Regions from separate parts of the Homo sapiens genome. Here all the other regions are linked to region 4. Evidence: chromatin loops called from intact Hi-C (ENCODE). Cell type or tissue: PC-3. All regions are shown on one strand. Links, peaks and the distances in the headings refer to the core of each region. The heading gives the core; the rest is flanking DNA.

Evidence for each region. Hi-C counts contacts between places; a loop is a spot of excess contacts. Peaks named below come from ENCODE experiments on the same cell type or tissue, not always from the same donor. Only the 100,000 strongest peaks of a DNase experiment are listed, where the experiment ranks them.
Region 1: a loop joins it to region 4, with 13 times the contacts of the local background. A loop is called at or near these places in 13 of 110 quality-filtered maps.
Region 2: it touches region 4 in a loop (2.5-fold over the local background); 32 of 110 quality-filtered maps call a loop at or near these places.
Region 3: it touches region 4 in a loop (3-fold over the local background); 4 of 110 quality-filtered maps call a loop at or near these places.
Region 5: it touches region 4 in a loop (6-fold over the local background); 89 of 110 quality-filtered maps call a loop at or near these places.
Region 6: it touches region 4 in a loop (3-fold over the local background); 60 of 110 quality-filtered maps call a loop at or near these places.

What each region holds. Positions count from the first base shown.
Region 1 is chr1:93,669,579-93,674,611 of GRCh38, reverse strand. The region is part of intron 2 of BCAR3 (BCAR3 adaptor protein, NSP family member); the gene reads left to right. Among named protein-coding and RNA genes, the nearest start is that of BCAR3, 9.7 kb to the left of the region's middle. In PC-3, for the core only: no CTCF peak of the experiment used is centred there; DNase peaks (open chromatin) are centred at 2,281 and 4,331; H3K4me3 peaks cover 930 bases; H3K27ac peaks cover 4,000 bases.
Region 2 is chr1:93,336,659-93,341,691 of GRCh38, reverse strand. It overlaps CCDC18-AS1 (CCDC18 antisense RNA 1), which reads left to right. Exons shown (of 9, transcript NR_034089.1): 2 at 1,182-1,234; 3 at 2,013-2,043; 4 at 2,156-2,335; 5 at 2,418-4,315. Among named protein-coding and RNA genes, the nearest start is that of CCDC18-AS1, 6.6 kb to the left of the region's middle. In PC-3, for the core only: a CTCF peak has its summit at 4,300; DNase peaks (open chromatin) are centred at 2,311 and 3,071; H3K4me3 peaks cover 1,736 bases; H3K27ac peaks cover 2,257 bases.
Region 3 is chr1:93,576,878-93,581,910 of GRCh38, reverse strand. The region is part of intron 7 of BCAR3 (BCAR3 adaptor protein, NSP family member); the gene reads left to right. Among named protein-coding and RNA genes, the nearest start is that of BCAR3-AS1, 13 kb to the left of the region's middle. In PC-3, for the core only: no CTCF peak of the experiment used is centred there; a DNase peak (open chromatin) is centred at 1,870; H3K27ac peaks cover 4,000 bases.
Region 4 is chr1:93,842,191-93,847,223 of GRCh38, reverse strand. MIR760 (microRNA 760) reads right to left here and starts at 392; the gene lies at 313-392. It also overlaps a transcript of BCAR3 not described here. RefSeq lists silencers at 1-131, 312-691, 782-841 and enhancers at 1-296, 972-1,101. In PC-3, for the core only: CTCF peaks have their summits at 919 and 2,766 (motif pointing right); DNase peaks (open chromatin) are centred at 863, 1,233 and 2,773; H3K4me3 peaks cover 2,080 bases; H3K27ac peaks cover 3,944 bases.
Region 5 is chr1:93,439,975-93,445,007 of GRCh38, reverse strand. No RefSeq gene overlaps it. Among named protein-coding and RNA genes, the nearest start is that of FNBP1L, 5.6 kb to the left of the region's middle. In PC-3, for the core only: no CTCF peak of the experiment used is centred there; a DNase peak (open chromatin) is centred at 2,487.
Region 6 is chr1:93,302,679-93,307,711 of GRCh38, reverse strand. No RefSeq gene overlaps it. Among named protein-coding and RNA genes, the nearest start is that of CCDC18-AS1, 41 kb to the left of the region's middle. In PC-3, for the core only: a CTCF peak has its summit at 2,896 (motif pointing left); a DNase peak (open chromatin) is centred at 2,881.

The DNA of each region.
Region 1 (5,033 bases), core at 606-4,605, 170 kb after region 4:
AACTTCTGTAATTTCACTAGTGAAGATGATTTGTCTTAAACAGCTTTTTAAAAGGTTTTTATGGCCGGGCGTGGTGGCTCACACCTGTAATCCCAGCACTTTGGGAGGCTGAGATGGGTGGATCATGAGGTTAGGAGTTTGAGACCAGACCAACATGGTGAAACCCTGTCTATACTAAAAATACAAAAATTAGCTGGGCATGGTGGCATGTGCCTGTAATCCCAGCTACTCAGGAGGCTAAGGCAGGAGAATCACTTGAATCCGGGAGGCAGAGGTTGCAGTAAGCCAAGATCGCTCCACTGCACTCCAGCCTGGGCAACAGAGTGAGACTCCGAAGTTTTTATTAGGAAAAACATCAAACATACACAAAGTTGAGCGAATAATTAACTCCCATGCACCTGTCAGCCGGCTCCAACAGTTACCAGCTCAAGGCCAGTCCCGTTTTGTCTGTACTCCCACCTACTTCCCTCCTTTGGTATTATTTTGAAGCAAATCTCAGATTTCATATTATTTCATCTGGAAATATTTTGGTATGTTCCTTTCAAAGATAAGGACTCTTATTTTAAAAACTGTATAACCACAATGTAAAAAAAACTATAACACCTAAATAAAAACCACTTCTTAACATTATGTAACATTTGAGGATATTTTAAAATCCAGCTTCCTCTCTTAAGTCCCTTAAAAGAAAGCCCAAGTATTTTCTTTTTATCATAGCATCAGATTCTGAACTATGTCCATCCACTTCTATAGAGATGCCAGGATGTCTATAAATTAGACCCCATATCTCCTTATATTTAGTTGTCAGCATGCTGAAATAAAATTTTATGTGGATGCACCAGCAGGTCAGCTTCAGAATACTTTAGGACAAGAATTGATTTTTCCCTCTCTGTGACAGAGATCTGGGTAAATGAGCCTTATGGTTGTAAATGCTTTTTCTCTGGGTTTGTAATGGGCCTGGCTGTGATTGGTTTCTGCCTGTTAGAGCTAGTTTGGAAACTGCACTCCTTTTCCTGTTGGGGAAGATCAGCAGCCTGTGATGCTATCTGGTAAAGAATGGGACTGTTTCTTTTGTTATCTCTCTTTTTGTCCAAGCTTGTCGCAAAGCCACTTGGATCCTAGCTCATTTATTTGTTCAATATTTATATATGGAGCACCTATATTAGAGTATGTTGATTTCATAAGCCCCAGGGCTTACCAGGAAAATTCTGCTCAGTCCTGATTATCTTAAATGAAGGGCTGGTCCAGCATTGAAAACATTCTAGCAGCCAAATTATTGAGCAATCTGTTCTTGCCCTTTTATAGGGTGGTGGAAATATGTGGACTAACAGGGTAGCAGTGGAGCATCTGAAGCAATATCTTCCCAGAGTTTACATTCTAGTGAGCGCATTAGGTAGTATATACAAATAAATAAGACAACTGCAGATTATACCAAATGCTATAGAGGAAATGGAGTGATATGCTGGAGATTTATTGGAGGTGGTACGTTTTTGGTAGGATGAACAGGTTTCTGAGATGATATTTAAGCTCATATTTGTATAATGAGGGAAAGCAACCATGGGCCTTCCAGGCTGTTGCAGGCATGGGGAAGTCAAGTGCAGAGAACTGGAGATGGGAGCAAGTTTGGCATGTTTGAAAACCCCAAAAGGAACTGGAATGGCCTGTGGCTGGAGTGTAGCACATTGAGAGGAGAACAGTGTTGGTGTTGGTGCAAAGCTAGGCGAACAAGAGTTCAGAATTATTCTCAGTTCCATAATTGCAGTAGTACAAGAAGAAAATAAGTGGAGGCCCAGATAATCTCCATAGAAACCACTAGAGAGCCCTGAACTGCTTCTGTCACCAGATTAGGACATTCCTTGGGGTATCCTGGGGGTTAGAAGGCCCTGGACCGGCTCCACAAAATCTAGGTGGGTGACCTCCCAGCTCAGAAAGTTGGCAGGCAGCCACTGCTGGAATGGGTGAACATGGAGGTGCATACCTGTGCACAGGATTGTTAACATCGCATAATTGGCACTTAAGGGGCAAGAATGCAGGAGGTGAGCAGCAAAGACAGGTAACTTCTGGCCTGCTAAAGATGAGCACAGATGCCAGGCTGTGTGATACGGAGTCAGAACCAACTGTTAGCTGGCTTATGGTGGACCGCTTTTCATTTATTAACTTAAACTGTCCTGAGCTAGATGTCTACCATGTACTAGACACAGACAGTTTATAGACTTACTCCTTGAAGTTCTGAGGCCCTGGCTAGGTGCCAGCTCTTACAAAGGGAAACTCCACACTAGGGGGGTGGGTGGGGAGGCAGTAGTGATGGAGTCACCCTTCCTATCTTGGGGAAGTTCTTGGTAAACACCCAAGGTCCAAGCTGTCAAGCTGCCAAGAGTGTAAAGCTTTTTGATTTGAAAACTGACTTGGACAGAGGTCATATTTCTGTAAAAGATCTTATCGGAGGGTGGGTGCAGGTCCTGAGTTTGAAGTCCAGGCTGTGGAAGACTTAACAAGCACTCCTGGTTTAGGGTTTGTTTATGATTGAGAGCTATATTAATCCAAATTCACATCTTTTTTTCTTAACTGAAAATATCTTATTGTTAAAGATGAATACAGGAAGTAACAAATGCATATCCCTCAAAAATTGTGCTGAGTGAGAAGGCACATGGTTCTCTGTTAAAGGGTCGTAAAGTCCTACCCTGCTCTGTACTACTATTAATATATTTATTTCTCTAACACATTAAAAAAAAAATCTCCTGAGGTGTTCCCAATTTTGAGGAGTACAAAATACCTTATATTCTTTTTTTGTTAAGTATTCTTAATAAGATTATAAGCTGCCTGAATTCCTTTTTGAAACCAGCAATGATATAAACAAAGTTTTTGCATATGCAGAGCTAGGACCAAGCAGCCTGAATGAGAACCCAAGGCTCTAGAGAAGGAGGTTTTGCCAAAGGTGCCACAGCAAAAATACAGTGAGAGAAATGGAACTTCTCATTCAACTCTTCCAGTTGAAAGGAGCTGCGAAACACCAACCATTCACTCCAGCTCAGTCACCTCTTTTTTTCTTTTCGTAGTGAATTCAGGGGTTAATTTCAGTTGACAGTGACTTGCCCAGATGTCAGCTCTGAAAACATTGCATCTCATCATGTTGGGTATTGGCCTGACGGGTATTGGCATGAAGATAGTGGGCCGCCTTGGATGTCTCCTGCCTCCTCTATCTTGCTCAGAGGGAGGCCCTCCAGATAAGCACCTCTTTGTCTTGTGAAGTACTCTGTTGCAAGTTTGCTCTTTTCCAAAAAAATATGTTTAGCTTGTTAATCATTAAAAAGTCACCTTTATAGGCCGGGCTTGGTGGCTCACGCCTGTAATCCCAGCACTTTGGGCAGCCGAGGTGGACAGATCACGAGGTCAGGAGTTCGAGACCATCCTGGCCAACATGACGAAACCCCATCTCTACTAAAAATACAAAAAAATTAGCTGGGCATATTGGCGTGTGCTTGTAATCCCAGCTACTTAGGAGACTGAGGCAAGAGAATCGCTTGAACCTGGGAGGTGGAGGTTGCAGTGAGCTGAGATCACGCCACTGCACTCTGCCTTGGGTGACAGAGTGAGACTCCATTTCAAAAAATAATAATAATAACCTTTATTATAATTGAACATTCATTGAAAATACATCCTCTCGGAGGCCCAAGACAAAGCAGAGGAAGTCTCCTCTTTGACCTTAAAACTTGCATGATTAAGCTTTCATATCTACATGTGTCATTTCCTCCATTATTAATTCCTCCATTATTAATTATCCCAATAATTATAACATGAATAATTATCCTAATATTATTAATTGTTATCTCCTACATTTTATAGTTTTCAGATAGCTTAAAGGATATGTTCATAAACTACCTTGTTTGAACATTGTAACCCTGTGTGAGAGACATAGCAGATTTCATTATGAACATTGTTATCACCATCATCAGTGTCATCATTTAGAGTTGAGGAAATGGGTTCAGGGATGTTGAGGCACCTAAGATCATACCTTAATGGATAACTGAGCTAGGATTAGAACCTAGAAAGTATTATAGGGCCTTCCCCAGACAGTGTGTTCCATAGCCTCCGAAGAATGTTGGCACCAGCTGTGGGCATCCTCTGAGCTATCTTCTTGCACAGGGGTCAGTACCCTGCTTGTATTCAGTGCTTTGGACACCTACTTTGGGGAGAATGGAGCCTTGCCTGCTGAGAGCCAGGCAGAAGGCAGGCCTGGAAGGGGGAGTTGGTCTTCTCTTTTGGTGACTGTATCTCTTGGCTTTGTTGTTGTCTTGGCTGCCCTTGGATGTACTTGTGGTTTTGAAAGAGGGCCAAAGCCAGAAGCCAGGGAGCTCTTAAACCTGCTGCTTGATGTCACAGAAGGAGCCTTTGTTCTGCAAGCAGACCCAGGTTTCTCTGAGAGGTCTGCAGACAGGATTTCCTCTTGACATTCACATTGTTCAGCTGATATCCCCTTGATTCATTTATCTTCAAGGATGAATTTTTATTATTATTTATTTTTATATTTTTCCATAAGTTATTGGAATACAGGTGGTATTTGGTTACATGAGTGAGTTCTTCAGTGGTGATTTGTGAGATTTTGGTGCACCCATCACCCAAGCAGTATACACTGCACCCTATTTGTAGTCTTTTATCCCTCGCTCCCCTCCCACTCTTCCCTCCAAGTCCCCAAAGTCCATTGTATCATTCTTATGCCTTTGCATCTCATAGCTTAGCTCCTACATATCAGTGAGAACATATGATGTTTGGTTTTCCATTCCTGAGTCACTTCACTTAGAATAATAGTCTCCAATCTCATCCAGGTCACTGCAAATGCTGTTAATTCATTCTCAAGGATGAATTTGTATTCAAATCTGGAATCTTCCTTGGGCTGAGAGGGGACTGGTTCCTGTTGTCGGGATGTCTGTGTTGCTAGGATAGCTGAGGGATCAGTGCTTGGATACCATTCAGGTCTTTTTCCTGCCTGTGGGTACGTGGAGGCACACATTCCTGGGAACAGCTGTGAGTGCCTAATT
Region 2 (5,033 bases), core at 449-4,448, 510 kb after region 4:
AGAATTTACAGGATTTAGCTTCTGCCTGCATCTACCGTGAGATACGAGGACCGTGCCTAAATAATAATGGAGGTGGGGACAATGATGGTAAGAAGAGGTAGATTTGGATGGAGAGAAAGAAATAGCTATCCAAATGGATGTATCCAGTGAGAGTTGGACAGCGGAGATGTGGGATCATATAGTAGGGCTATGTAACAAGTCCCTCTATAGCAGGGTTTGTTTAAGCTAGACTGTAAGTACCCAGAGCCAGTGAGGGTCTGGTTTATTTCTGCATCCCCAGAGCCAGGACAGTCCTTGGCACTCAATAAATATTTGTTAACTTTGAAACTGGATAAAGACCTTTAAGGATGGTAGAATTTTTTGAAAAATGTTCAAAGACAGAAAGCAAAAAGAAGAAAATATTTGAGGAAAGATTTGATAGAAACCAAGAAGCATTATGTAAAGGAAGTCGTGGGGAGAGAGTTACAAGAGTGTGAGATGCCACAGAGAGGCATTGTTGGAAGGGGATCAAAGATAGTGTTACTGAAGTAAAAGTTCAGGAAGAGAGATCGGAAGTCAACATGCAAAGAACTGAAGAGGAATGGGGGGAGAACTAGAGCCAGGCAGCAGAGAGTACTCTTTCAAAAAGTTTGGTGGTGAAGGAAAAGGGAGCAATGAGAAAACACCTTAAGGAAGAAGCAGGGTCAAGGAGGAATTGCAAAGGCACATGTAGCTCAAGGGAAAGGAGCCAGAGAAGAGAAGCAGATTGAAAATACAAGCAAAATGAAGCTCAAAGAAATGGAGGAGGATGAGATTGAAAAGACACAGATGGAGTGATCAGGATTAGGTATACAGATCTGAGCATGTTTCACAGAAAGGACAAGTTGAAGCCAAATTATAGGTGAGTGATTATAGACAGTGATTGCAAAGGGAGAAGAGCAGAAGACTAAGGAAATATTTAGAGAATGACCACAGGCAAGGGCAAAGGAGGGGTCAAAGAAACAGCAAGAGAAGTTGTGTAAATTCATTGTCACAAAAACAGATACACAACCAACCAAGTTTGAGAAAAAGAAGTAGCCCAAAGTGTCAAGCGTTGCAGAGGAGGATGAGAACTGGGAATAAATGGTATATATCCAGTATATTTGTACAAACAGTTCATGAACAAACACCTTAGAATTTTTTTTTTTTTTTGGTCTTTTCAGTTAAAGCTGATACATTCCTGTGGGTCAACTATGCAACTAACTCAGATTTTGAGGTGAATAGCAAATCTCTTTATCTATAGATGATAAGTTTAAATTGTGATGCAAATAAATTTTTCTTTCAAATGGTGTGAATGTTGAATCTAATTCAGTCCTGCTAATTTTGTTTAAAAAGCATTTGAAGCAGATGGAACTGGAAAGCCTACTTCTGTAAATTCCATTTACTCATTCATGCATTGCTTTCATTCAAGAAATGTTTATTAGTGTCTACCATATACTTTGCTAGTTACTGGGGTTATGAGGGGATATGGCAATAAACAAGAAAGACAATGTCTATTGCCTGAAGAAGTAATACCAAAAGAAGAAAAAACTATTTGCTGTATTGTTGGTAATAGAAAAATATTAATTTAACTTTTAAAAACAATTGAAACAATGATTAATTATAGTAAATCTATTTGAATAACTTATGTAGGCATGAAAATACTTATGAATATTATATATGAATATGGTAATTTTCCTCTAATATTAAAACTAAATACAACATTGTTATTAGAACAACGTGAAAATACATATGTACATGGAGAAAGGCTCAATAGAAATGCAAACGTGTGTGCTAGAATAAAGAAGTTATTGGTGGTTTTACTTTTGATTATCCCGTAAATTTTTTTAATTTTAAATTATTCTTTTTAAAAATGTCTTCTACTAATCTTTAAACATTATTAAGTAGTGAGAAATATTATTTCTACTGATTTATAAATATATCCATTCTTCACATTCACAGTGGGATTTGTAAAAGCAATCCTTGGATTTACAACCTTTTTTTTTTTTTTTTAGCAAACAAAGCTCTCAAGTTGGTGATCCTCAGGTAAAATCTAACCTACAGATATTGCACCAGTTATTTATTGCTACAAAAATGCTGCCTAAGAAGCCACCCAAAGGGCAGTGGGTTACAACAATAACTATACCTTTTTTCTTAGGAGTCTCTGCATTAGTTGGACAGCTCTTCTGGAATTATCTTCTAAGTCAACTGTGGGTTGGGTAGGTGGCTCTGCTGATTTTTCGCTGGACTTCCACATTTGGGACGAGTTGGCTGTCATCAGCTCTAGAAAGGGTGTGGCCGTTTTACATTGGCTGTTTTCCTCACATTCCTCAAGCAGGTAAGCTTAATCATGTTCTCATATTGAAGCAGAAACTGTTTACTCATTTATCTATTTACTTACTGGGTCTCCTGGGCACTAGGTACTGTAATAAAGAACTGGAGAAATACAGTCAGATGGGAAGTAGCCCTTGCTGTCAAGGAGCTTGCCATCTAATGGGGGAGACAGGCAAGTAAACCAAAGACTACACAGTGCAGTATGGTAAGTGCCATGATTTTGATGTGACAGGGCACAGTGGACGACCTTCCAAATCAAAGCAAGTAACTAGGGGTTGACAATGGTAAGTATCATAGTTGAAGTATCCTTGAACAAGGTTTCAGGAAGAAGAAGAAGGGAATTTCATGCAGGGAAACAGCCAAAGCTCAGTGAGTCAAAATATCACAGCATTCTTGGTAAGCCCAATTGTTTTTTCTGTTTTGCTATTTTGGTGGAGAGAAAGGAACACATAAAGGAATAACATGAGAGAAGGCTATTTGGGGAAGTGTAGTAGTTAAGGTTCTGGCTCAAACAACAACTGCAGCTCATAAAGTTGACTTTAGTGGAAGGATACTGGGGTATCTCATGGAATCTTGGGAACTGTTGAATAACCAGGGAAACTCTGGGAAACTCACTGGTAGGAATCCATAAACTGTCCTCCTGGTGGGCTGTAAACAACTCACCCTCTATGCATCTCACATCAAAATTCCAGTTTCTTGGGAAAACAAGTCTGTTTGCCCAATTTGGGTCATATTTCCACGTCCATGTTACTCAGGCATGATTCATCTGCAAGTTATGTGTATAGATATTTTGCTACTGTTCCACCCTTACGCTGTGCTGGGGAGGGAGGTGTCACTGTGAGCTGTGTCGGTGCCTTAAGAGATATCTGTTGTGTCTTATTACTTGGTTGCTTTTCCCCACATGTACAATGACAAAAATGCCTTCAACCTATTTGATCCAGCCGTTCCAGTACAACTCCTATACTTGCCATCTTTCCAAGCCCAAAGGTACATCCAGCTGATGGAAGGAGCATCTTGGTGTTAATATTCTTTTAGTCATGGTCTCTGAAAGTAAAATGTCTATTCTTCTAATTCTGGCACAATCTTATCTAGCTATAGTTCCTCATGGTCCTGCACTCCATGGACTAAATTGTAAGTATAATTACTACCAATGTACTCTATAAATAACTTTTGGGGCCAGGGTGGCAATAGTTGCTAGAGAGAAAAAAAAAAAAAAGGAAGGAGAAGAAAACAGTGATAGTTCTTATTTTAAAAGGAAAAAAAGAGGCAGGAGGCTCTCTTGAGGCCAGGAGTTTAAGACCAGCCTAGGCAGCATTTCAAGACCCTGTCTCTACTAAAAAGTAAAAAAAAAATTTAGTCAGGCATGGTGGCATGCACCTGTAGTCGTAGCTACTCAGGAGACTGAGGTGGGAGGATTGATTGAGCTCAGGAGTTTGAGGCTGCAGTGAGCAATCATCATGCCATTGCACTCCAGCCTGGGCATCAGAGCAAGACCTTGTCTTTTAGGAAAAAAAGGCAGGGAAGAGGAATAGGTAATTTTTCAGTGTTCAGACATTCCAGCAATATGTGTGGAGTACTCATTCTCACTACAGTTTATGAGGCCATAGCTAGTATGTATGACTACCCATCCAAGTTTCCCTGCTTACAGTTACTATTCCAACTGATTGGGGGGCTTTTCCTAATAGAGTGATTTAAGCCTTCATTTTTAGACATCTAAGCCCTTGGTGATCATCAGCATAAAATGTGACAAATTAAACAAAAGCAAGACAGCACATCAGAGAACAACTCTGAGGTGGAATGATTGGGAACCAATGAATAGTTGTTCAGTAAATGGTTTATATTTTACAGATGATGAAACTGAAACACAAAAAATTTAGATTAACTCTTAGGTGACAAAGCCAGGATTGAAGCTCATGCGGTCTGGCTCCAGAACAACTCTTCTTCATAGTTACGTTATACTGCCCCTGCATTGTTGGTATTGAAAGTAAGTGTAGGCCCTGGGCCTTCTATACCTGGGATTAAGTCACATATTCCTCTTCCTCTTCAAATTTTACTAGTCTTGTGAGCGAGAAAAAGCTACTGAATTTTTCTAAGCTCAGTCTTTTTCATTTATGAAATAGAGATATCCTTTGTGGGCCGGTTGCCGTGGCTCACGCCTGTAATCCCAGCACTTTGGGAGGCCGAGGTGGGTGGATCACGAGGTCAGGAGATCAAGATCAGTTGAAACCCCCTCTCTACTAAAAATACAAAAAATTAGCCAGATGTGGTGGCGGACGCCTGTAGTCCCAGCTACTCGGGAGGCTGAGGCAGGAGAATGGCGTGAACCCGGGAGGCGGAGCTTGTAGTGAGCCGAGATCACGCCACTGCACTCCAGCCTGGGCGACAGAGCGAGACTCCGTCTCCAAAAAAAAAAGAAAAGAAAAATAGAGATACCCTTTGTGGAGGCATGATGCTTATCATGTGATAAGCGGATTTCTAAAAATGGTGGTGGCTTTAAGCCTAGCACATAAAGTTGGGATTTTACAAGAAAAGTAGAGAGAATTGATCAAGAGATTTTGTGACAGAACAGGAAGTTAGAAGGCGGCGAAATGAGAAATGATCTGTGAGAGACTTGAGGAGATGAAGAGGTAGATATTCTCAATACACTGTAGAAAGCATGATTAAGGGGAAGGAAGTGAGAAACATTTTTTAAAAATCATCCT
Region 3 (5,033 bases), core at 67-4,066, 260 kb after region 4:
AGAATTGGTAAAGCCAAAGCTACAGGAGAGTAGATTGTAGATGAAAATGTAGTTTCTGGAGTAGCAGACCTTGGTTATTTTTATTACATTATACTTATGCATTACATATTTATTTTATTACTAAAATGATCTTTAGTATAAACATCTTTAAAGCTACCTTGATTTTTAAAATAATCCTTCCTCAATTTAGAAAAATTCTAAAATGGCGGAGCATGTTGGCTCAAGCCTGTAATCCCAGCACTTGGGGAGGCCTAGGCGGTGGATCACCTGAGGTCAGGAGTTCAAGACCAGCCTGAGGCATGGAGAAACCCCGTCTCTACTAAAAATACAAAATTAGCTGGGCTTGATGGTACACGCCTGTAATCCCAGCTACTCTGGAAGCTGAGGCAGGAGAATTGCTTGAACCTGGGAGGCGGAGGTTGTGGTGAGCTGAGATTGCACCATCACACTCCAGCGTGGACAACAAGAGCACAACTCTGTCTCAAAAAAAAAAAAAAAATTCTAAAATACAGATTAAAAGATAAAACCACACAAATCCAGTTTCCTGGAGATCACCATTGTCAGCATTTGGTTTACGCAAAAACATTATTATTTTCTCTGTAAATGGATACATGTAAATAATTGCATGTGTAATATCTGTTTGCCACAGGTCTGTACACACTATTCCAAACCCTGAACCTTTCATTGACAAACATGACTGTCTTTCCATGTGATTAAATATTTACATTGTCACCTTTTTTTTTTTTTCTGAGACAGGGTCTCACTCTGTCACCCAGGCTGGAATGCAGAGGTGCGTTCACAGCTCATGGCAGCCTTTGCCTCCCAGGCTCAAGTGATCCTCCCACCTCAGCCTCCTGAGTAGCTGGGACCACAGGCGCATGCCACCACACCTGGCTAACTCTTTGTATTTTTTGTAGAGATAGGGTTTTGCCATGTTGCTCAGGCTGGTCTTGAACTCCTGAGCTCAAGTGATCTGCCTGCCTTGGCCTCTCAAAGTGCTGGGATCACAGGTGTGAGTCACCGCACCCGGCCCATCACCATTTTTTTGTAGGAAACGTTTATTTTAGATGTAAGTGACTTTTGTTCATAGGTGGTCCCAAAGCAACCTCATCCTTAAGAGAGATTAAGTCACTTTTTCAGATCCGTCGGGATTCGTTTTAGGACCTTCAGTGGCTAGCAAAATCCACAGAAGCTTGCATTCCTTATATAAAATGGAATAGTATTTGCATATAACCTATGCAATCCTCCTGTAGATTTTAAATCATCTCTAGATTACTTACAACACCTAATACAACGTATATGCTTTGTAAATAGCTATTATACTGCATTATTTAGGGAATAATGGCAAGGAAAAAAGTCTACATGTTTCATACCAATGCAGCTTTTTTTTTTTTTTTCCTGAATATTTTTGATCCTTGGTTGGTTGAATCTACTGTTGCAGAAGCCACGGATAAGGAGGGCTGACTGTATTCTAGACACCAGATGTTGTCTCAGGCGATGGTGGGCTCGGTCCATCTTTTCAATATAAAGAGGCTGGTTCCTGGGCATTTGAAGCCCTTTTTTATTTGTAGCTCAGTGAAGTCAATTAGCTTCAGACGTCAGGGCTTATTTAGGAACTGGGTTTTCCTTCCTATGTGTTGAATCATGGCAAGAAGTCCAGTCTCAGAACACTCCTGCAGGGAGTGCCAAAGTTGATGGAGGGCTCCCCAAAACAGGCTTGAGGAACTTTAGGCAGCTGCTGACCATCCTGGAGTAAACAAGACCCTTGCTGACAACAGAACTTGAGGGATGACTCAGAAACCAGAGTAACTCATTGCCCAGGCCTGGGAGGTGGGGCTGAGGGTGGACTTCTGCTGAGCAGGCCTTGAGAAGAGAGCCAGGGCTGCACTGGAAGAACAAGGGCCTGCTGTACTTTTGGCCAGATGGCCTCGGGCAGTGCTCACAGGTAGTCACGCAATTTGCGAAGTTATCCGGACCTCACTTTAAAGCGAGCTTAACCTGTTTGGGAGGTAGGAGGATTGAGGATTTCTGTTCTAGTCAGTCAGGCACATTGGGCCCTGAATCTGAGAGCAGAACCATGTCAGTGGGCCAGGAGGGAGACTCTGGCCTGGTATGAACCTGCGTGGGTTCTCCATAGAGGAAGCTCCTCGTAGAAACAGGCCTGGGTTTACAGAGCAGCCCGATTCCCAGGGGAATGAATCCTTCCTGTGGCCCTGGGCAGGGCTTAATGATCCTCTAGGTGGAGGAGAGATGCCTGCCTGCCCGCCCTTGGCAGGAGGCCTGGGACCTGCCCACTACCTTTGGTAGCCATGAAACTAGACCCCAAGGATGTTCCCAACTGAAGAATGCAGTCTCCCTGGCTTGCTGTGGTGCATTTTGTCCTCCTAGTGGGGCCTCACTCTCATGTCTGCCTGCAGGCACCCCTGGACAAGGGGCTGGATGGGGTCCCCAGGCAGCGAGCAGGAGCTAGCCTGGACTCTGCCCACCCAGCCCCAGGGCAGGGCTATGTTGAAACTTCCTTCTTCCCTGTCTCTGGAGTCTACCACCATTTCCATGTTATCTTCCTGGAACCACTGACTTCCAAGCGGGCACAATCAGCATCTCTAAGAGGGAAATACAACAAGACCTGTTGTTTCCTATCCCAAGTGCAGTGGCAGCCCAGACAGGGCCACCCAGAAGCTGAGAGCAGGCTCTGGCTAGCATCTGGGCCCCGCGTGCTTGTTCCCAGCCATGTGGGCAGATGCCCAGATAGGCCATCAGGACAGTGGGTGGTCCTAAGAGCCCTCCAGGCTCCCTGTCCTGCTGTGTCCATGCCCCCACCCCCCAAGGGCCTAGTTAGGAGCCACTGAGCCCCTCCCACCGTGCGCAAGGTCTTTGCCTATAGCTAGAAGTGAGGACCAGTAGTGAAGCACTTGGCCCGACTGAGCCTGAATCCTGCCTCTGCCACATCAGCTGAACAGCCTCCCCTTCTGTGCCTGTCTGTAAGGAATACAGCTACCCAGGTGGTCAGCGAGGACTAAATGAGATAATAATATATTAAAAGCCCAGGGCACCTTGCCTAGCCCACAGTGAGCACTAAGTGTTTATCCGTGTTATATATTCAGCTTTGACTGAGCGCCTACTGTGCCAGGGCAGCTTGTGGTCTCTGCTCTTGGAGCACCTGCTATCAGGTGGGGGTGGGCTGGGGAGGGACAGTGATGCAGGAACTTGGGCCACAACCCAGGTGGGAAACGCCCTGCAGGGGAAGGCACAGGAGCTGTGGGGCCTCTGGGCAGGGCCTTGAACAGGGAGTTGGGTGTGGAGATGGGGCAGAGATGTCCAAGATGAGTTTGGAAGGCTGCATCTTTGGCCCGATGAACACCAAAAGCATCTTGCAGACGGCAGGCAACGCACATGCACAGACACTTAGTTGTCAAAACCCATGGAGAGAGGGGTTGGTTTACAGCAGATTCATTCTGTGTGGGTGGAAGAAGATGGGGTTAGGGGTGGGGTGTGGGAGGGCTTCATACGTCTTTTCTAAGTCTCTACTTCTGGGCTCATACCAGTTTCTTGCCTTCAAGGCACTTTACAGTTGAGTTGGGTGCAGATCTGATCCTCTGTGCCAAGGGGAACAGAACCAGTGAGTGGAGCCAGGCAATCTCATGGCATTTTAGAAAGGCCCTTGCGGCTGGGAGGAGGGCTGGGCCGGGACCCCATCAGGGCTCTCCTGGGTCCGTGCAGCAGCCTCCAAGGCAGTGGAAGAAGGAGCAGAGGGTGGAGTCCAGAGATGCAGCAGAGCAGACCAGCTAAGATTTGGAGGGCAGAAGGAAGCCTCATCGGGGGTGCTTCTGCCACCCTGCCCTGTGGAGTCGGCTCACAGTAAATGCTCTAGACATGTTTGTCCTTCCTTTGTGTCAGTGAGCTGCATAACCTTGGGCATTTGTCAGGGAACCTAATGCAGGCCCTGCGGTGTGAGCTTGGGATCCCCTCAGCCCTCAGGCAAGCAGGCGTGGCTCCAGGGAAGTGACCCAGGCATGGCATATATGTGCCGACGAAATGCAGACTGGAGAGCAGGGGCCGCCGCCCATCTGCCAGGTTTTCCAGAGCAAACCTGAATCAATCACAGGCCTTTTAATCTCGCCACCCAGAGCGTGGGGGACACCCCTCAGAAGTACAGGGTTTGGGACCTCTGACAGAGGGCAGCTGTCTAAATATGCGAGGAAGCGTGCATGGCGTGCGTCTGGGCTGCCTTGCCAAGGTCAAGTTGTAAATCTCTTTCCCAAGATCTGGCCAGAATTCTTCCCCTTTCCACATGGCTGATGATTCAAAACTTGTATTTTCAGGTAGCTTTTAGGGGTTCTAAAGTTATCTGAATCCTTTGCAAAGTCCTTGAGAAAGGTGAACTTAGCAGTTATGTTAGAAAAGGGGAAACTGAGGCCCAGAGAGCACAGGTAGGAGCACAGTAGGAATTCTGCATCCTGTCGTGGCGTCTACCACTAGAGAGCTCATCCACAGGGTCATCCCCTCAGGGTTGACAGTAGTTCAGCCACAGAAGTTACAGGGTAGGGTTAGTAATACCACCTAAACATCCAGATGTGTTTTGATAGCCTGGGGTAATTAAGGTTGAGGACAAGTGTACCAGATCAAGGAGAGGAACCGTCCCATGCCTGCCGTGTGTTCAGGTGGCTAGACTTGTTGTTGCATCTGTTAGTTCCACTCTTAGTACATCATTGTGCTGTGAGGTGTCATTAGCCGCCGTTTAATTTTTCTTTTGTTTTTAGAGACAGTGTCTTGCTCTCACCCCGGCTTAAGTACAGTGACATGATCATAGCTGACTGCAACCTCAAACTCCTGTACTCAAGTGATCCTCCTGTCTTAGTGTCCCAAGAAGCTAGGACTGCAGGCACACACCACCATGCCTGGCTAATTTTTAATTTTTTTGTAAAGATGGGGTCTCGCTATGTTGCTCAGCTGGTCTCAAACTCCTGTCCTCAAGCAGTCCCCCCACCTTGGCCTCCCAAAGCACTGGGATTAGAGGCATAAGCCACCTTGCC
Region 4 (5,033 bases), core at 536-4,535:
AGGTCTCTCCGGCGGCCGCTCCAGCCCGGCCGGGACCCCAGAGTTGCAGGCCCAGGCCAGCCGTTGCACCGTTAAGCCGGGCCGGTGACGCCGGGCCTTTACGTCGCGCCTGTGAGCGGCCGAGGCCGAGCGGCCTCCCCTCGGGCTGCGAGACGTAAGCGGCGACCCCTCTCGGGCCTGGGCTCTTCCCTCGCGCCCGGCCGCCGCGCCCGACCCAGCCGCGGCTGGACCTGCGCGCGAGCGCCGCCGCGCGACGTCTGTGTGCGTGCTTGTGCGTGTTTATTTGCGCGGGGTTCGAAAAACGGGGTTTGGGTTGCATTTCGCTCCCCACAGACCCAGAGCCGAATTTCTGAGGTATCCGGGCTCTGGTGGACTGAGGGGGGCGACGCGCCCCGCGCCGCAGCATCCTCCGAGAGCTCGTCTTGCCGCCAGCACCTGCCTCCAAGGACGCCGCGCAGCTGCCCCGAGCCCGCGCGCCCGGGGCCCGCGACTGCGTGGGCGGAAGCCGGGAGGGTGTCAGCACGCGTGGGAGCGCTGGGAGCATGCGTATGCGGGTGCATGTGGTCGGAGGGCGCGCGCTCGAGCGCGGCCGCGGGGTTTCCTGGTGGCTGCGAGCGGTGGGGACGGCAGCGGGCCTGGCGCCGCTGCCCAGAAGGGTGCGGTCGCCACGAATCTGAGAGGCGGCTGGGTGGGGGCCGGCAGGTTTCCAGTGCCCGCAGTGATCCCCATCCGCAAGACCCCGAAGCCCTTTGAAATAGACGGTCAAAGCCGCGTGGTTGCTCTGCGACTGCAGCGGCGAGACCGAACGCCCGGCCCCCGTTCCTATTAGCTCACAGCAGTCCCGGCCCCGCCTACGGAGGATTCGCAGGGCGGCCGCTGGGCGCGCTTTCTCGGCTCGGCCACAGCCCGTTTCTGCACCAAACCCGCCAGCCGCGGCCCACCCTGTGCTTCACCCATACCCGCCCCTGCCCAGCATCGCCAGGCCTCAAATGCAGAATAGTCTCTGGCAGAGTTCAAAGAGGGAAAGGGAAGTCCTGGGAAGAGTCCAGTGTGGTAGGGATTTTACAGTCTTACTTAACCCCAAGACGAAGCTATGGGGCGGGTACATACACACCACCGTCCCCTTTATAATATAAAGAAGGGAAACTGCAGCTAAGAGAGGTTAAAAAACTCGTGTAGGGACGCCCAGCTAGTGAGCGTGGAGAACTGTGATGAATCATATTTTGTTATGTTTGCAAACTAACACGTTAGCTTTCACGGTTTCATGAATGCTGACAGAACACACCAGACTTCTGAGTCAGAGATAAAAGACTATTACAACAAAAGCAATAGCCAGAGTATCACCATTTTTGAGTTGGCTCCCTGGACCCCAGTTCTCACAGGAACGAAGCACACGGGCCCAGATGCATGCTTACACACAAGATGGGTTGCATTACAGAAGAGGAATGCTGAGCTTGGGGAACCCACCATGTTATAGTGAGCAGTAAGCAAGCCTGCTCTTTGTTCCATAGGGAGACATTACCTCATCCCTCAAGATTGCTCGCTGCAAACACAACGCTGAGAAATGGCCCAAGTAAAGCGTGATCAGGGTCTTGCATTCTTGGCACATCTAGGAAGAACGTGCAAGGATGCGAATTGTGAATCGCTTCTCCAAACAGTAAGTGGCAGAGCCCTGATTGGTGCCAGGCCTATTTAATTATACTCTAATGTAAACAAAGTTTTATATATATATATATATATATATATATATATATATATATAAAATTGTTATGCCCCTTTAATGAATTAAATGTCTTCACATTGCATGCAGGGAGAATTCTCATATGGATAAAATTAGCCTTTAAAATGGAATATGGTTTTAAATTGTATTTATTTAAACAAATCTTTTTTGAATTCTGAAATATGCCAGGCACTGGTGGCATCTCAGGGTCTCCACTGGTCTTAGGAGTTGCTCACAGCCGAAATGGGAGAAGAGATGCTCTGTATGCCTGTGGGAAAACCATACAGAGGAATTCTGCCTGGGGTATTGGAGCCAAATCTCAAATGATGAGGAGTCATTGACGTGATTAAGTGACAGTTGAGATGCGTATATAAAAATTCTGGAAAGGGGGAATTGGGAAAGAAACAATGTGCTAAGGAAAGATGTGTATGTGTTTGATTCCACTTAATGATTCAAACGAATAATTTTAGATATTTTATTCCACTAGATGAAGCCAAAAAAATTCCTGTATCATGGAAAATATTAGAGATACAGTGTTAGCAGACAGTGTGGGAAAGCCAGGCTTTCCCTGTGCAGCCTTCTGTGAGCTATCAAGGTTGTACTTCTTATACCCTGCAATTAGAAGACTGGGGCCAGGTGCAGTGACTCACGCCTGTAATTCCAGCACTTCTGGAGGCTGAGGCGGGAGGATCACTTGAGGCCAGGAGCTTGAGGTTACAGTGAGCTATGATCGCGCCACTGCACTCCAGCCTGGGCGACAGAATGAGACCCCATCTCCAAAAGAAAAAAAAAAAAAAAAAGAAGAAAGTCACAGCCAAACAAGGTCAGGTGTGTGGTGGTTCTCTGAACAATTAACTAAGCAGTTTATAGGTAGCAATGTTAGCATGTAAGAAAAATGAAAAGAGTATTTAGTTGCCATCTGGGGAGAAAGATTCAGTGGGTGTTGTCTTCCCCTTATCTAATCTGGCTGAATTTTCTCAGGCTGTATCTGTAGTAAACAGCCATTATACAACCTGAGCTAAGAATTCCCGCAAGTGAGAAAGCAACCTCTTCCTGCCAACAGAGGGAGTCAAAGCATGGGTTATAACCACTTTCAATTAGGCTGATTGCAGCACATCTGCAGTTTGAGTTCGCTGGACAGCAAAGCCCTAAATTAAATACGGTTTCATGTTGGTGTTTTATTTTTATTTTTATTTTGAGACAGAGTCTCACTCTATCACCCAGGCTGGAGTGCAATGGCATGATCTTGGCTCACTGCAACCTCCATTTCCCGAGTTGAAGCAATTCTCCTGCCTCAGCCTCCTAAGTAGCTGGGATTACAGGCACGTGCCACCACACCCGGCTAATTTTTGTATTTTTAATGGAGATGGGGTTTCACCATGTTGTCCAGGCAGGTCTTGAACTCCTGACCTTGTGACCTGCCTGCTTCGGCCTCCCAAAGTGAGGCGTGAGCTACCGTGCCTGGCCAGCAGGATTATTTTTAAGTTACTGTGTGGTTAGTGATTTCGGCCTTCCCAGAAGCTCTGGAAATGGACTATACTTCTACTGTATATATTTGCACTAGCTTTGCTTTACTCCAGAGGTATAAGGTTGCTGGAGTACCAGTTTTATTCAATTCAATGAGTAGGGACAATACAGTTAGGCCTACTGTGGGAACCAAGTGAAAGTTTAAGACATAATTCCTACCTTCAAGGACACTCCAAATTTCCTAGGAGAAATACGATTTATGAATATGAAGCAATAAGCAAATGAAGCAAGGTAGCATGTGAAAAAGTGGCATAATGTGACTGGGCATTCCTACCGGTAAAAATTTTTCAGTTTGGACCCCCAAGGAACCAGGATGCTCTATTATACTACTAATAAAACATACCTAAAAAGGAATTTTTAAAGGGTGAGATTTAAAAAACAAACAAACAAAAACTGTGGTAGTAGCAGTTAAGAGTACAGCCTGTGGAGTCAGGACCCTGTCATTCAAATCTTGGTTCAGCCTTTATTTGCAGGACATGATCCTTAACTTCTCTGCCTGAAAAATTATAAAATTGTTATGAGAATTGCAAGAGTTAATCCTCTCAAGGACTTGTCTCAGTTCTGGCACATGGTAAGTGTGTAACAAATATTTGCTATTATATTAGTAAGTAGCTCTTAATAAAGAAATCCCACATCCTGCAGAAACAAAGGACAGTACAGATACAGCATCAGCTAAATTTGTTGCAACCGGAGGGACATTCTGCAGCTCCCTACCCCACTCCTACTCAGCTGTACATTTCATTTCTGTTACCGAACAGAACACTTAGCTTCTCAGACTGAAGACATCTACCTTCAGCTTCAATTCCTCACAGTTCTTAGTTCAAGAACCTTAGGCACATTTTTATTTTCATTTGTCCCACCCACCACATGGTTTCCCAAGACAAGGGTACCATCCACCCTTAAGGACTTAAGAAGACTCATTTCTTGCTAGAAAAATCTACTCACAACGTTGAAATGAAGGCCTTTTTCATCCTAAAATCTACTCACAACATTGAAATGAAGGGCTTTTTCATCCTAAAATATCTCAGTGCTGAGTGTGATTACTGAGCCAGGCCAATAGCCAAACCACATTAGGTGGCCAGGCAGGAACAGGGGAAGGAAAAGAAAATTTTCCAGGATGAAGAAAAACATAACGTCAAGACAAAAATGAGGGTTGGATGGGTCCTTATGGAAGTACAGTTTGGGGTGATGGAAGATGTGTCAACAGACGAGGTTGGGAAGGTAGGATCCAGGCCAGATACGGCAAAAGGGGTAGGGGCAGACTTGATTCAAGATAAGGAATGTGGCAATGGGAAAGCATTTGGCATGAGAAAAGCTGTGTTTAGAGTGATTACTATAGGAGGGGATGTGCAGGCAGAATGGAGTGGGTCCAGAGGGTCAGGGAGACTACTGCATCCTATTTAATTTGTCTGATTTCTTCATCTTTTCAGAAAACCGTCTGAGGGTCCAGTAGTGACCTTGGGGCATACAGAGATGAAAAACACATGTGCTTGGCTTACAAGCCTTATAGAAAGGATGATAGTCCAGGCGTGGTAGGTAGCTCATGGCTGTAATCCTAGCACTTGGGGAGGCTGAGGCGGGTGGATTGCCTGAGCTCAGGAGGTCGAGACCAGCCTGGCCAACATGGTGAAACCCTGTCTCTACTACAAATATAAAAATTACCCAGGTGTGGTGGCACATGCCTGTAATCCCAGCTACTCGGGAGGCTGAGACAGGAGGACTGCTTGAACCTGGGAGGCAGAGGTTGCAGTGAGCCAAGATCACAGTATTTGCACTCCAGCCTGGG
Region 5 (5,033 bases), core at 515-4,514, 400 kb after region 4:
GATTAATCAGATTTCAAAGTATTTCCTATTAGAACAAATCCTCTCTAAAATAGCATATAGGCATTTTAGCCAACAAACATGCAGATATTTTACATACACATAGTCACATACACAAATGTATATTATCAGTATGGCAGTTTATAAGACATTTATGATTTTTCACATAATCAAAATCATTTTGGCATTAAATTATTTTTACAGATAACTTATTCTTTATAGACTCATGACAAGGCATTTTGTAAGCAGTTCAAGCACAGAATTTTTATCTCTAAAAATGTTAAAACTGGCCAGGTACAGTGGCTCATGCCCGTAATCCTAGCACTTTGGAAGCCTGAAGTGGGAGGATTGCTTGAGGTCAATAGTTTAAGACCAACCCAGCCAACAAAGCAAGACCCCATCTCTTATTTTAAAAAATTAAAGTAAATTAAATTTAAAATGTTAAAACATAACTTTCAGAATCGTGAAAGAAATATCTCTTTATTATAGTAGAAATCTAATATTAATTTATTCCAGATGCTACCTCTATATCATAATTTTAATAATTAAATGTAAAAATCTTCAAACCAATTATACTTTTTTGCTACTTGACCTATCTTGGCAATCAATCACCACATAGTTTCGATTTCATATTACATAATTTATAAGGTAATAATACTAAGAAACAAAAGAATGATATTGTTCTATTTTCTCCATATACAATGAAGCTACTCTACAAGTAAACTTGAAAGGGCTTAAATTACAAAGGTGCTTTAGCAATTTAAACAATTATTACAATGTATCTTTTTATTATGAAAAATAACTTATTGAATGCATTTTCTTTTCAGGCATATCATAGAACTCTGGTCTATAATAATCCATTAAAGTGTTTTCTTTTGCATATATTATCATGTAGCAATTCAAATGCAAATTCCTTTTATAATTTCTTTATGTTATAAACATTTAGCTAATGCCCTTTCTGGTTTCAAATATTCCCTTCATGAATCCTTTATTAAGGCAAAATATGAAACAAGGTTTTTTCACTGCTGCTTTCTGGGATATATAATAATTTACTAGTCCAAGAACATCAACTTTCAACCATAAATCAATCCCTTGTCATTTGAAAATCTTAAGACATTGTCTTAAAATTAAAGCTACAGAGACAATGTCCAGAAATAAAATTATCCTCCAAGTAGCTAGGCCAGAACAACCAAGCTAAAACTACCTTAAGGAAGAAAATCAAAGAGCAGTACCATTTTAATGTTTCAAAAATGGGATCACACTAGCATGCTGAGTCCATGCCAGCCAAATGAAGAATGGCACTGGCTAGTTAATAGTCATCACTACTTTCTGTACTGCCAGTTTTCCTACCCAAGAATTGGAAGAAATCCAAAACTTCAAGGGCATTGCTCAAGGTGGCTCCCTGAAGAAAGAAAGAAAGAGAGAGGGGAAAAAAGTGAGAGGGAGACAGAGAGGCCATTTTATATTTTTTGGAATTCTACTCACCATTATTGAATCTAGTTAAAGCATTTCATGTAATTGCTCTAGTGAAATGTGGAAAAACAAAAAAAAATTCTATATAAATCAAACAGAATAGACGTGTTTAAAGAGGTAACTTATGTCTACTTTTCTACATTGGTTGGATTTTTCCCACTGCATTATGATAGAACTGTGTAACTTTAAAAACGTTTAGGTATTTGTTTATATTAAATTTTCTTCAGGGCAGGAGACCTGGTAGAACAAAAGTTATAGTTTTCTCTAGGTGTTGGTTGTACTTTCCCAAACCCGTTCAAAATTTATATTAATTTCTTAAAGTATTCCTATTTTTTTTCTTGTTGTTGAGTTTTGTTTGTTTGGAAATTTTTTGGCATGTGATAAAAATTTTCAAGATATGCACACCAGTTAACAAAGAACAAACATTCTCTGTTTTCTTTTTATGAAAACCAGACAGGTACATCATATAAACTCATAGAAATAAAATCAGCTTGTACAGATTCACAAGAACAAATTTTCAGGAATTTTGCCAACAGGTTGTTAAAAAGTGTTAGCTTGATAGCAGTCATGGTAAGAGTTTTTACACCACAGGAATTAGGAAATGCTTCCAATCAGGGCTTTTTTGCTGGAGCACTGATTGTTAAACATAAGCATACCACCGTCTAAATCCTATGTAGATTAGCAAGGAAGGAAATGAAAAGGTACTGTAGCTACAATTCTGAAATGAAATGATAAATTTTAATTTTATTGAGTCCATTCAGATATTGTCTGGGATACTCAGGGTCTAACACAATTATAAGTTCTTTTCATCTCTTATATAACAAAATCATATCCATTGTGGTAATCTTTGCCTCTACTATCTTCATAGTAGGATTCTAACATTTGTAATTCTTTGTCATTTGATATTTATTATAATATTGTTGCAGGCCGAAAGAGTGAGGTTTGTGACCAACTCAGTATACCACTGGAGGCTATATGAGTAAACAGCAAACTGTTCCCTTGAAAGCAGGGTGTTGGCAAACTGATAAACTGCGTCTGCCGCCCAGAAGGAATGCTGAGGGCAGTCACGCCCCAGGCACGTGTTTCTTGTGATTAGGCGCATCTGAAGCCTGTTAGCAATAATGTGAACCTGTGATCAGTTAAGTAGCTGACCAATCATTACCTCCTGCTCCCTGCTCTATCTACACAATAAATATGAACGGCTGTAGAAGCTCAAGGCGGCTGCCTTTGCTTAGTAGAAGCAGGAAGCCCTCTTCTTCTTCCCCAGATCCCTTCTTTAAGACAGTTTCTTTTGTTTTAAGTTTTCATTTCTCGTTCATCCTCCTTCGTTCAGCCCTGTGGTAACCGTGGCAAACTGCAGCATAATATGTTATTATTGATTTACTTAAAAGATAATAAACCACAATTCTGCATCCTTCATGTCAGAATTTTTCACCATTTAAGTAAATGCTTAATAACTTTTTTATTGATAATAAAAATGATTTAAATAATCAATCATGAACACTTACCTCTAGGCTGGTTCTCTTTATCCTTATCCAAATCCAGTCTGCTAAGATTTTAATGTTGATTCTAAAGACTAACATGGCTCAGACTTTAGATATTTTAAATTCTTTAAAAGTAATACACATAATCTACTATGTGTAAATTCAAGATTTGGTGTTTTGTTTGTTTGTTTTTAAAGAGATGGGGTCTTGCTCTGTTGCCCAGGCTGGAGGGCAGTGACATGAAGCATAACATCATATTTCACAGCAGCCTTAAACTCCTGGACCTCAATTCCTCCTCAAACTCAAGTGATCCTCCCACCTTAGCCTCCTGAGTAGCAGTGACTAATTGTATTCCACCAAATCTTGCTAATTTCTTGTGTTTTTAGAAAGAGGGTCTCACTATATTGCTCAGGCTGGTCTCAAACTTTTGGCCTCAAGTTTATTTTTTAATTTCAGTGGCCACTTCACTGTAACAATACAGGTTTATCCCATGAGATAAAACAGCAAATTAAATCCATTTATGTTGAAGTAAGCCAACAGATACCTAATTTATCATTAAACTCAGAGAATTTGGCTTTAACCTAAAGGGCTTGGTTTTAAAATTATAACCTAGGTCGTCTCAAAAAGAGGGCATTCTACAGACTATCAGTTGGAATAACTTCCGATGACTCAAAATTTTCTATAGGGCTGCCAGATTAAATATTCAGACTCCCACTTAAATTTGAATTTCAGATATTATAAATATTGCATGGAATATACTTACACTAAAAACTATTTTATATCTGAAATTCAAATTTAGGCATCCTGTATTTTAATCTGGTAACACCAAGTATTCTTAAATTGAACACCCTAGATCACAGAGTCTTAACCCGATGAATTTAGACCACAGATTTGAGGGCATTGCTGAATACATGAAATTAGATATAAAAGATTTTTAATAGATGCATCCATAGCTTTTAGCAGGGAACAGAAGCATAGCTTTTATCGGTAGCTCTTAATGAAGCATTTGCTTCAAAATCTCTTGGAGAGCCTTTTAAAAATTAGTGACTTACAATATTCAGAACAGTAGTAAATGATGCTATCACTTCTGTTTAAAAGAGAAAATCTCACTCTCTGTGTGCATGCACAGAATACCTCTGGAAGGAAACCCAAGAAACTGGAAGTAGTACTTCCCTCTGGACAGGGGAACTAGGAGACTGGGATGATTTAAGAGTCCTACTTCTCACTACTTCTCTTTTGTACATTTAATTTTATTACATTGTCCGTATTTTATCTATCTAAAGAAAGTTTAAAATTACAAAAACCAACAACGCCCAGGCCTCACTGTAGGCCTATTAAGTCGGAATTTCTAAATTTCCAGTGATGGAGCCATAATGTTTGCATGTATTTTTGTTAACTCCATAGTGTATTTTGATTATTAATGAATATCACACACATTGCTCTGTGGAATTTGCCAAAAAAAACAGCAAACACAAACACACCACAAACTCACACGAACACCATTCCCTGCATCTCCCAGGAAAGACCCAGAAAATAAATGACTCACTTCGAGCAAGGCTGGAGAGGTTCTGTTTAAGGACTCATGTGCGGTGAGTTCAAACAAATCTCCGCTTAGGTGTGGTGAGACAGGAAGCTGCTCAGTGTTTAAGCTGAAGGTTCAGGAGAGGGGACTCTTAATTAATGTTTTTGGCCACCAGATTACACAGAAGGGTAACTGAACATTTGCTTATCCACCTATGAAGTAACCTGCCTTTTCTGCACTTCTAGTGGGTGGGTCCAGGAGTAACAAGGATCTGCTACCCCTGGAAACTCTTCCTAGTGTTGTGCTCTCATAGCAATTTACCCAGACTGCTTCAAGGAGACACCCTGCCTGTTCACAATTTATCTCATCTTCACTATTATACTCAAATGTCATTTAAGGCCAGGTGCAGTGGCTCATGGCTATAATCCCAGCACTTGCAATGCCAAAGGTAGGAGGATAGCGTAAGTCCAGGAGTTTGAGACCAGCCTGGGCATCATAGTGAGACCCTCCTGCCTCTACAAAAAATAAAAATATTGGCCAGCCATGATTGCATGTGC
Region 6 (5,033 bases), core at 414-4,413, 540 kb after region 4:
GATGTGGTTTTGTTTTTAGAAGGCTCTCTGGCTTCTCTAATAGTGGGCAAGAAGATAAACCTGGAAAATAATTAGATGGCCACTGCAGTCATCCAAGCAAGACATGATGACTTGGACTAGGGTGGTAGCTGTCACAGTGGTGAGAAGAGGTTTGATTCAAGTTCTTTTTTACATATGGGGCTGAAAAGACTTGCTGATGGATTGGTTTGAAGGTGGTGAGAGGAAGTACTAGGTGAGTGGGGATGCTTTATTCAAGATGTACAAAACTGGAAAAGGAGAAATTCTGGAAGAAATTCTAGAGAAAAGGAAATTCTGGAAAGACCAATAATTTTTCTCAGTCTTGTTACATTTGAGATGCCTTAAGAAATACAAGTGGAGATGTGAGAAGGCAATTAAATATTCAAGGAGATTAGGGGGGTTGAGTAGAGGAAGAAGTAACCAAGAAGAAACACCAGTGAAATAGGAGGAAAATTGAGAGCATATGGTTACAGAAGCCAACTACAGAATGGATTTTAAATAGGAGGAAATGGTCACCTCTGCCAAATTTAGAGTGGTCAGATAGGAGAGGACTGAAAATTGACATAATCTTTGGCAAGGTCAAAGTCACTGGTGACAGATCTGGTAAATATTATTTCAGCAGATGCAATGAACATATAATTGGAGTGGGTTGAACAGAGAAAGAGAAGTTAGAAAGTAGAGAGAGCAAGTATAGGCAACTCTTGATAAGCTTTACTGTGAAGGCATGCTGAGATAGAGGGCAGAAGCCAGCAAGGATGGAGAGTCTAGAGAGAGTTTAGTCAAGCAAGACAATACTAAGGCATGATGCAGAAAAGAGGACACATAATGGCAGGAGTGAAATCCTCAAATAGGCAGGAGGGCATGGGATCCAGAGCCCTGGAAAGGACAACCTCATTGTGAAAGGAGGGAGAACATGTATTCAGATTCAGGTAGGTTGGTAGATTCGATGGTGGGAAGATATAATTACTGCCTGAGGCTTCTGTTCTTTCAGTGAAGTGTAAATTGAGATCACCAGTTGAGAGTGAGGAAAGATGAAGTGTTGGAGGTTTGAGGAGAGAGGAGATGTGAAATAAATAACTTGGAGAGTCAGAGATAATGTCATATTCATATTTGTATCCCAGCATCCTACCACAGTGCCTGGCACATAGGAGGCACTGAAAAACAGTTTTGAAGAATGACTGAAAGTCAGAATCAGAAAAGAAAGAACAATGATACACACTTAAAACTTACATCTTAATACAAGAATAACATATTTGTAGAATATCTTGGTTTATAAATGTTTTAGCATCTACTTGAATTTACTCAATAAATTCCAGAATACTCGAGGAAGGAGGCATACTTGCAAAAGGTAATTTAAGACAAGATGACCTCTTTACACTTTATTTACAAGAGCACCTTTCTCATTAGGCTGATTTTTTCAAGAGTAAGGAGATGCTGTCTTTTCATCTTAATATTCTCAGGACATGCATTAAATAGTGCCTGGCACAAAATTAAGTGCACAATAATGCTTTTTCGGTTTTTTGTTTGTTTTTGAAACAGGGTCTTGCTCTGTCACCCAGGCAGGAGTACAGTGGTGTGATCACAGTTTACTGCAGCTTCAACCTCCTGGGCTTAAGTGATCCACCCCAGCCTCTCAAGTAGCTGGGACTATAGGCATGTGCTACCATACCCAGCTAATTTTATTTTTTGTAGAGACGGGGTCTCACTATGTTGCCCAGGCTGGTATCAAACTCCTGGGCTCAAGCAATCCTCGTGTATCTCCCAATGTATTAGGATTACAGGTGTGAGCCACCACATGGGCCAGTAATGCTTTTTTGAATAAATAAATGACTATAATCACATGGAGCTTCTAATCTCCAAAGGATTTACAGGCTGAAATAGAAAAGTCTCCAAAAGAATTTAAATACTTCAGGGATGAAAAGCCAAAGTGGATTGATTATAAAGACAAACAGATGCTTTAGGGACATTTTAAGGGAGTCACAATATGCAACCAAACATTTCCACAAAACTTTCTTTGTAACATTGTTTCAAGAATAAAAACCTAAATGATTTTGGGTCTCACTAGCATGGCAATTTTTATATTTGTTTGAGTTTATAGGCTCTTTTGACCTTTTCTCTATAGTAGTAATAGATTTTTGTCCTTTTGCCTAACACTGTGCATTATAGTGAACTACATTCCCAGATACCTTAGAATCACCCATGTTTATCCCTTTCCTCCTCTAGGAGGGCTCTGAGAGATTTCATTTCTGTCCTGCTGATGAAGTCTACGTTCATTCAGGGCCTGCTGTGGAAGACCAGCCCCAAAGGTGTGTTATACTAAGTAGGCAGATTCTATCTCCATCTAATTCCTAAGTTAGGCTTTTCTTACTCCTAGAGTTCTGTATAGCATGGCCTTCTTATTTCTTGTAACATTGCTTTTGGGAATAAAATGTTTGAAGAAAGGAATATAAAGAAGAAAAAATGCTGGGGAATATATAAGGGAAAAAGAACAAAGGTTGAAAAACAGAAACAGAGAAAGGGAGGAAAGATAAATCTGACCACTTTAAAGTCAGTCAGTATACCTACAGACATTCAGTTGAGCAATAAAAGAATGGGATAAACTATGCAACTGAGAAAAAAAATGACAGAGGGGCAGGAAAGACTGGTCATTTTGTCCTGTAATGAAGACCACAGAAGTCATTTTTACGTCAGGGTGAAATAATTGTGGCCATAGCTATCTCTGGTCTCATGTTTATACATCACTACAAATCACAAGTGAGAAATAATATAAACATATTTACTAAGGCTTTACCAAGAACAGTTGGCTTTTCAGATTTAGAAATAGCTCAAAGGGGAAGGAGGTATTACTCAGTCATTATGTGACTGGCACCCTCTAGTGGCTGTTTAGATTTCCTGCATGTGGATCCTAATTGCATTTTGAGGAAAAGACCTTTAGAACAAAAATCCCAATACTCAAGTTATATGTCCTGACATACGGCTTTTTTTCAGTGTGCTTTGGCAGCAAAGCTAAGTTAGAAGTGTAGAAATAGGGGAAGATAGATTATTTGGGTGTAACATACTTTAATTATTGAAAATGAGCTACATCGTTGACAAAATGAAATGGCAGCGAGAGAATAGCAAGAAGTCCATTCAAGGGAAGTTTTTTCTACCCATTTGTCATTGTCTTCATTCAACTCTACAGAATTTCCACATGGGAATTTAACTCTGCAAATGAATCTATATGATGCTATTAATTGATATTTACATATTAATGAATGTACTTGGAAAAATATTATTCAACTAGGAGTCCTTTTCTTACAGTTTATACGTAAAGACCATCCTTTTATTTATGCTAAGATAGCTCTTTGCAGAGCTTGATATTATGTTTTGTGAATTTCCTACTTAATCCAGTGTTAAAAATCTTCGCTTTTATTCTTTACCATTGTCGACCTAAAGGTAGATGCTAAGGCACAAAATATGATTTAAAGAGTTTACTTAAGCTGGGCACAGCTACTCAGGAGGCTGAGGCAGAGGATTGCTTGAACCCAGAAGTTCAAGGCCAGCCTGGGCAACATAGCAAGACCCCATCTCAGGACAAAAAAAAAAAGTTTACTTGAGCCAAGATAAGGACAGTTGTTCTAAAGACTCAGACCCAGTTACCTTGGATATGAGCTCCGTCAGCCTCAGTTACAAGCAAGCTTTCAAAGGAAAAAAAGATAATTAAAAATTATCAGGAGTGGGCTGATAGAAAGTTGTTTGACAGGCCAGGTGTGCTGGCTCATGCCTGTAGTCCCAGCACTTTGGGAGGACGAGGTGGAGGACTTTGAGACCAGCCTGGGAAACACAGTGAGACCCTGTCTGTACAAAAAATAAAAAAATAAGCCAGGCATGGTGGTGGGCACCTGTATCCCCAGCTACTCAGGAGGCTGAGGTGGGAGAATTGCTTGAACCCAGGAGGTTGAGGCTGCAGTGAGCTCAGATTGTGCCACTGCACTCCAGCCTGGGTGACAGAGACCCTGTCTCAAAAAATAATAATTTAAAAAAAAGTTGTTTGACAGGAATTCTCATTGGTTTACAGAGATAACATTAAGTGTTTGACTGTACATTGTTGAACGATACGATATGAGTTCTGGTGTCCAGCTGTAGCATTTCATGGCTTCTTGGTGTCAGCCTCGGGCCCACGTAGCAGGTGGCATCAAGAGACAATTATTTGGCCAAGTGCAGTGGCTCACACCTATAATCCCAGCACTTTGGGAGGCCAAGCAGATGGATCACTTGAGGCCAGGAGTTTGAGACTGGCCTGGCCAATATGGCAAAACTCTGCCTCTACTAAAAATATAAAAATTAGCCAGGTGTGGTGGCATGCACCTGTAGTCCCAGCTACTCGAGAGGGTGAGGCATAAGAATCTCTTGAACCCGGGAGGCGGAGGTTGCAGTGAGCCGAGATCACACCACTGTACTCCAGCCTGCGTGACAGAATGAGACACTATCTCAAAAAAAAAAGAAAAGAAAAGAAAAGAAAAGAAAATATAAAAGAAAAAAAAAGACAATTATTTAGCCCAAGGGGAAGTGAAGTGAAGTAACTGCTGTTTCATTCTAATGCCTGTTTGGGCCTGATAATTTAAAAGGGCTTACATTCCTAAGATAAAGTCTCTTTTCTTCTTTTTTTACATTGTTTTTAGTGATCAGGAAAGAGTAGTATGTTTGATATAGCGACAATAATCCAAACTGATCATGAGATAACTAACCATGTTGTGAGTTGTTTGCTAGCCTAAGGCATTATTCAATAGCCAAAAGCAAGCTGTGGTATTGACAAGATCCTTTCACTGTTGCACTTCTGGTACTGTAAAGAATGGACTAGATCCGGGCAAGTAAAAAGTTAGCTGGCTGTTTTGTTAGTCCAAGGGAGAGAGGATGCAAACCTAACCTAGAGCATTGGCACATAGGATGGAAAAGATGGGTTAGACCAAAGATATTTCTGAAAGAGAATTTCAAGATTAGTAACTGAATATGAAAGGAGTGAGAGGGGGAGGAAT